Regions from separate parts of the Mus musculus genome. Here region 1 is linked to region 2. The links are chromatin contacts, found by Hi-C or POLR2A ChIA-PET in ENCODE. All regions are on one chromosome and are shown on one strand. The core of a region is the stretch at or near the end of the contact, and the rest is flanking DNA. Distances in the headings are between cores, read along the strand shown. Region 1 overlaps Gm41874 (a long non-coding RNA gene). Region 2 holds the start of Fam160b1 (family with sequence similarity 160, member B1).

Region 1 (3,527 bases), core at 834-3,333, 51 kb before region 2:
GTTTTAAATGAGACGTTCCCTGTAGTCTTAGACATTTGAATACTTGAGCCCCTCATTGGTAGTGCTGTTTAGGGAGGCTTAGAAGGCCATGTTGGAGAGGTTTGTCACCGGAAGCCAGCTAGAGCTTACAGACGTGTGCCATTTCGAGTTTGTTCTCTCCTCTCTGTCTTTGCAGTTCAGGATGCAGGCACTCAGCTTCTGCTTCACCTTCCGTGCCTGCAGCTTGCAGCCATCTTCCCTGTCATGGAAAGACCCTTACCCCTTTGAAACCACAGACCCAAATCCACTTATCCTCTATGTAAGTTGTCTTAGACACAATGTCTTATCACAGCAATAGAAAGTAACAATAATATCCCTGATCTCCCTTGGGCATCACTGTAGATTTTCTATCTTCTGGGGAGCCAACCACAAAGTATAGACGAGATCTTCTGTTGTTCATGTCAACTGTAATCTCCTCTGCTCACTCCTAGAACAGCAGACATCAGGCAGGAAGAAAGGCATGCATGAGAAGCCCTCTGCAGACTTCTGCCTCCCAGACTCCATTTGGGACATGTGTCTATCTGGTCAGCATCCTCCAGCACAAATTCCACAGTCGGGGGTTAACAAACCTCTTGTAATGTAGATAGCAGCATCAAAGAGGAAGTCCTCCTTATAACCCAAGGAAGACTGGCTAAGCCAGAGATGAAAACTTGGCTTACAGGAGGACAAGATAAGAAAGAAAAAGAACAACTGTCCCGTTAACAATGACACATGTATTTCTGACCCCACAAAGTGCAGCCCTCGAACAGAAGTTCTAAGGCTTTCACTGCAGAGCCTGTCTGCTTGGTTTTCTTCTCAGGAAGCCTAATGCTTCTGTTTCCTCGTCTTGGTGTCACCCTCTAGACTGTGGTGAAGACTGCCAACTTGCCTCTCCTGTCACCCAGGACACCCCAGTAAGCTGCTCCACGTTCCCTCCTGGATCTGTTTAGAATACTCTGTCTCTCTGTATGTCTGTGTGTGTGTGTGTGGGTGTGTGTGTGTGACATGAGTGAAAGTGAACATGCCCTAGGAGGCCACAAAAGGATGCCAGATTCCCTGGAGCTGGAAATACAGGCACTTGCAAGCCTTACACCTCACATGGCTGCTAAGAACCAAACTCAGGTCCTCTGGAAAAGCAGTAAGTACTCTTCACCTCTGAGACGCCTCTCTACTTCCCCACTGCCTTAGTCAGGGTTTCTATTCCTGCACAAACATCATGACCATGAAGCAAGTTGGGGAGGAATGGGTTTATTTAACTTACACTTCCACACTGCTGTTCATCACCAAAGGAAGTCAGGACTGGAACTCAAGCAGGAGCTGATGCAGAGGCCATGGAGGGATGTTCTTTACTGGCTTGCTTCCCCTGGCTTGCTCAGCCTGCTCTCTTATAAACCCAAGACTACCAGCCCAGAGATGGTCCCACCCACAAGGGGCCTTTCCCCCTTGATCACTAATTGAGAAAATGCCTTACAGCTGGATCTCATGGAGGCACTTCCCCAACTGAAGCTCCTTTCTCTGTGATAACTCCAGCCTGTGTCAAGTTGATACACAAAACCAGCCAGTACACCCACCACGTCCATACCCCACCCCATGTCCATTTCCAAAGTTCTTTATAAGACCAGGAACTGACAAAGGGGGCTGTGTCCTCCAGCAACACTACCACATGCCTACCTCAGTCCTCCAGTAACTTAGTGGTCCTTGTATGGTCTTTCTTTTGAGCTCTAGTCTGTCAGTATCGTCCGTGGTGTACAGCAGCACCTACAGTGTCTGTCTTCTACCTCTCAGCTGTTTCCTCGTCCTCGGGGAACAGGGGAGTTGTTTTGTCACACAGGAAAGCATCCTGTGCCCGCTAGGCGCCCCCGTCCCTGCGCTGTGAGCACGAGAAATGGCTGGGCATGGATTCCGCCCATGCTTCGCTTGGCAGCATCGGCTTGAGGCCGCTGCTTCCCCAGCTCCGGATGAGCTTGCCTGCTGCTGCTCTGAAAAAGCCCAGGAGCCTCGCTGTGGTCTTCAGGCAAGCTGCCAACCACAGAGTACCGCAGGCAGGGCTGATCTGGGTCAGTGAGTCCTAGCTTTTGACTCCATGCGCACAGGCCCTTTAAACAGGAAGACACAGCATCCGCCTCTCAGAAAACCGAAGGTCGCAGATGATCAAAACACACAGTGTCAACAAGAGCAGTTTAATGAGCGGGGCTTCATCGGCTTGGAAATGGATTGGCCACTTCGGTTTGTAAATAAACAAATAGAGCAGGCCATGTTTGGGTTTTTCTAAGGAGAGATGAAGGAGATGGGAGCGGGGGAGGGCGGGGGGAGCACTGAGCTTTACGATGTCCTAGAATGGGTATTTGGGGAAGAGGGCTGGGTAAACAACCATGAAATGTGGAGATTTCCCTTCTTCCCGCCAGGCTCTGCAGGCTGCAAGACACCCGTCAGAGTGAATGAGTGACTCCATAAACCCGGCCTCTGTGGCTAAACAGCTGGGGCAAAGCATTCTGAAACTCCTCAGAGCCCGGCAGGCTTCCCCTAAAATATTTACAGGAAGCAGCAACGTGGCAAGCCCGGGCTTGGAAAATTTGGATGAAGGCTAAGAAAGAAGCTACAAAGGGGCCAGCTGGATCACGTCTAGTAAATCTCACGGTGGCCCAGAATTTCCTTTTTTTTTTTTTTTTGAGACAGGGTTTCTCTGTGTAGTCCTGGCTGTCCTGGAACTCACTTTGTAGACCAGGCTGGCCTCGAACTCAGAAATCCGCCTGCCTCTGCCTCCCGAGTGCTGGCGTGTGCCACCATGCCCGGCTAGAATTTCCTTTCTTTATCTGCAACGAGCAACAAGGGGTAGACAGTGAGGAGGTGAGACACCTGGCCACTGGCAGAGTGGAAAACAGCTGGGATTGTGTTCCAAATGCTGCTCCAGTCTACAGCCCTCCCCCGGGGCAGAAGCTGGCCTTCAGAAAGCTCTCCAGGAAAACCTGCCCTAGCATCTCACGTGTCTAAAAGTGTCTCTAAATCAAAGGCATACAATGAGACTCAGCCGAAGGAAATTATTCTGATCCCTGGGGAGAGACCACTTTCAGGCCCGCAGAGGGAAGCAGGGGAGCTGAGAGGAGCTTTGGGGCTGTTTGCACCCTCCTCCGGACATCAATGGCATAGTGATGGTTTGAAGTTCCCCAACTGCCCTTTCACAGATAAGTGAGGTTCAGCGCCCAGAGGCTGGGGCAGCTTCAGAGGTTTGTGTTGTTTGTATTGAAATGTTTCCTTTGGTCTCTATTAGAACGGGAGGTCCATATAATTCCTGGCATGGTGTGAGGAGCAGGTGGGAATCCTGCTGAGGCCTCTTCCAGGCAGATGGAGTGACTGGGTCCTGGATGAGCTGTGGGTCTCAGAGCCTTTCATGGAAGCCCCTAAACGTTCTTGGGCTCTTCACACATTGGGGATACTCACAGCAATCAACTGAAATACAATCGCTGGTGTGCAAGACATACAGATCCTAGTTGTGCCTGGGAGAGTCTGAT
Region 2 (3,567 bases), core at 866-3,365:
TGGGGGAGTTCTTTCCCAGGATAGCGTTGAAGGGGCGAATAAAAAAAAAAATTCTTCAAGGGATGAGGGACCAAATCTATAAGATCTTAAGTTCAGGGCCAGCCTGGACTACATGCGACCCCTCCTAAGAGCAAAGCAGAGCCAATCACATTATCAGGAGCAGTCCTTTCTCTTGGCAAAGCGTGTGGGTGGCTGTAACACAGCTTAGAAACCAGCATGGAGCAAATGAACTTGACATTTCCACAGGCCAGACATTTATTCCTGGGACTGGGTGAACATAGTGAGCTCCTCCCTCCTCACGGCAGGATGGGGAAACTGGATACTACAGAGCCAGAGGCTCACGCAGGTAATTTGATAGATGCTAATGATACACGTAATTATAAAAAAAAGAGTACCAAAACAGAAAACACAGGCCTTGGGACCAAACTGAGTCTATAAACCAAAAATCCTAGCCAGGCTTAGAGACATGCCTAGAATTTAAGTACTCCAGAGGCTAAGGTAGAAGTTCGAGGCCAGTCTGAGCAGAGCTCAATGAGTTCAAGGCCACCTTGGGGCACTGGGCAATTCTCTATCTCAAAAATAAATAAATAAATAAATAAATAAATAAAATAAAATCCAGTGGGAGTGTTTTTATCTAGAACACGGCAGGCCCCAGGGTTTCATCCATATAATTTATTCATAGTTATCTTTTAGTTATCATTATATCAAGCAATGTTGAACTTTAAAAGTTTGATGACTCTTTATAGTCTGAAGTATAATACAAAATATCAATATAAGTGTTGTTAAAAGTTTTAAAAATTATTTTACCAATGCTGTTGCACACTGACTCCATATTAAGCAAGAAAAGTAGAATTGGCATCTTAGAGTGCAGTTCTCTACCCCATGTGTCAACACTGCTCCTCAGGCAACCCCATTTCTTTCTTGTTTGATGTGCCACCAAGCGAAACCCAAATTCCACGAAGTATGTAAAAAGCAATTGTGTTAAAATTTTGTCTCCATATCTGAAACTCACAACTCTAATTTTCTTAGCTGACCCTAAAAACCACCGTGGTATTTTGTCATCTTTTTACTTTTCTTTAGAAAGTCATGTGAATTTGAAAGTGCTACTATTAGGCCATTCTCAATATGCAAAGAAAATGCCATTAAAAAAAAAAAAACACAGTAACTTTCTTCACATAGGATGATACTCAGTCCAAAATTAGCTAGTAAAATAAAGCAAAGGGTCGCGTTTAGCACCGACAAGAAAAGCATTCTCTTCCTAGGTTTTTGGGTGCTGTACGTTTGGCGGTTTGAGTTCTGTCCCCCCGGTGCTGTTTAGGACCAGGCTCACAGTACAGCGGTTGCAGGCTGCGCCAAGAGCCTCCAGGAAGCGCATTACAGACAAGAAAAGGGAAACAGATGGTGTGAGCTGGGCGATCGCGGACCCGCAAACTCCCGCAGATCGATCACCGAGGTCCGGCCGAGGTGGGCCGCTGGGCCCGAGCTGGCAGAGCCGGTACCGGTGTGGACCGGGCCCCAGGGTCCCCGCCGCTCCTCTCTCACCCGTACCAAAGCAAAAGCAAGCCCTGCCCACCAGCACCGCCGTTCTTTTGTCTTGCGCGGCGCTGGCCACGTAGCCCCGGAGGTTAACGGCCAGGAGGCCTCGGGAGCCGCCCGGTCCCCGGCTGGAGAGCAGAGGCCCCGGGGGTGCCCAGGCCTCGCCGCAGCCTCCCTCCCCGCGCCTCGCAGCCCCCCGCACCCCAATCGGACTCACCGCCTCCACGGCATGCTGCAGGATGGACGTAAGCTTGGAGAACATCCTGTCCCGGGACTGCAGCAGCTTCTCCCGGGACGACCTGGAGAGCTCCTCGATGCGCCGCCGCCGCCCCTGCTGCGGCTGCCCGGGCCGCTCCAGAGTGAAGGCCGGTGCGGGCGGGCCCGGGCGGGGAGCGGAGGGCGGAGGCCGGGCGGGAGGCGCGGCGGCTCTGATCGGAGGACGCGGGGCCGCGGCGGGCGGCTCCGAGGTCGTTCGGCTGCAATCGGGGCACCGCGGAGCTCAGCGGCGGCGACGCGGACACGGTGGCAGGAGCTCGGGCTCTTCCGGCTGCCGTGCCCGCCGCGGCCTGCAGGGGACGCTGATGCGGCCCGGGGAAGCCCAGGTCTCCGCTGCCGGCGTCGCTGGACGCGGGGCGGGGCGCGCAGAGGCCAGGGCGGGGAGGGCGGGGCCAGCAGGGAGGGCGGGGCCGACTTGAGGGCGGGGCCGATGGGGAGAGCAGGGCGGGCGGGGTCGGCGGGGCGCTGAAAGGCTGAGGCCAGGAGGGAGGGCGGGCCTGGCGTGGCGCACCCGGCGGTGCTGGCACTCGTCTCTCGGTGACCAGAGAGCAGTGTGAGGATTTGGCAGCGACGTGTTGACGCTGCGCTTGCGTACCATACGTAGGGCAAGACTGGAAGGCCGCTGGGAAAATACCAGCATCCCGAACGCAAAAAACGGACAGCGGGTCCACGTGCTAGGGATTCGACCGCATCCAATGCAGGTGGGAAGATCCCGCTAGACTAAAATAGCTTATCCTTATCAAAACCCGGAAATGCCAAATGGACACGTGGGATGAGGGTTCGGTTAAATAACGCAGGATGGTGGCCTACAAGGTTTCAGTGTGTTTCTGGAAAAGGAAATAATATTCAGGATGCCTAACACCGATGAGTGAAGCCTCAAGTTAATGAGCCCTGGGCTGGAGGCTTCCTAAAACACTATGCAAATGTGTATTAAACAAGGCGTAGAGGAAACACTGACCATTTTAAGATGGTTGATGCAACTTCTGAAAATCTGAAGAACTTTGTTTCAAGCTGGTATTAGCATTTCACGAAAAGGATCGGGGAGTTCTGCATTAGGGTGAAGTAGATTTCTCATTAACATGGATGAAAAATACCTATTGATAGTATAATTCGTTGAGCAGAGGGCAGAAGAGGGCGCCGCAACTCTGAGCAGGGTTGAGAAGCCTGTTTGGATCCAGCTCTGCCATTCTGGGCCGTGAGGTTACCAATGTAGCAGTGAAGAAAGCCGGGGATCACAGGCTCTCCTCCTTGTTATAACATTAGTAACAACACAAGAGGAGAGGAAACCAAGAGAGAAGGTAAGGGGAGACTCGAGTCTTTCTCATGCTTTGGTTGTTTGCTTCTGCTATGCTCAAAAGCAGGTAAGCATAGCCTTGCTTTCTGTAAACTAAAACGCTGGCAACATCCTCTGTTATTTGTTGGACATTGAGCTGTGTTCCTTGCCACGTTCAAGGTCCTTGTTCCTGCTCCATCCTAGAGCACACAATGTTTGTTGTTATTATTCATACTACTTATGAGGTTTGGTCAGTTTATCAACCATAATAATTTTCCTGGCTAATTACATGGCAGTTTGTATTTTCACAATGTCCTGCAGCCACAACTTGTGTAGGGAGTGATGTTTAGGCGGGCTACAAGTTGTGTGTGATGGATATTTAACTTTGCATACTTATTATAAGCACAATAAAATATATGTTTGGCTATGGGTTAATATCAATACTCAATGATTTATCTGCCTGGTCCCTAATTTCTAAGACG

What was found. Hi-C counts contacts between places; a loop is a spot of excess contacts on that map. ChIA-PET counts read pairs that join two places held with the same protein, here RNA polymerase II (POLR2A).
Region 1: POLR2A ChIA-PET joins it to region 2 with 22 read pairs in Patski. The contact joins the enhancer-like site here to the promoter of Fam160b1 in region 2. A Hi-C loop is called at or near these places in 1 of 37 maps with a recorded cell type or tissue (T-helper 17 cell). POLR2A ChIA-PET finds 5 or more read pairs at or near these places in 4 of 5 experiments (Patski and embryonic stem cell).

Annotation. Positions count from the first base shown.
Region 1 is chr19:57,410,492-57,414,018 of GRCm38, reverse strand. Gm41874 (a long non-coding RNA gene) reads right to left here. Exons shown (of 3, transcript XR_877961.2): 3 at 2,747-2,831. Among named protein-coding and RNA genes, the nearest start is that of Gm41874, 7.8 kb to the right of the region's middle. Within about 2 kb of position 2,083, at least 2 of the 3 ENCODE cell types and tissues checked have a DNase peak (open chromatin) inside an H3K27ac peak, as active enhancers do.
Region 2 is chr19:57,359,557-57,363,123 of GRCm38, reverse strand. It overlaps Fam160b1 (family with sequence similarity 160, member B1), which reads right to left and starts at 2,115. Exons shown (of 17, transcript NM_145505.4): 1 at 1,754-2,115. The coding sequence starts at 1,798. B230217O12Rik (RIKEN cDNA B230217O12 gene) reads left to right here and starts at 2,225. Exons shown (of 3, transcript NR_040316.1): 1 at 2,225-3,110.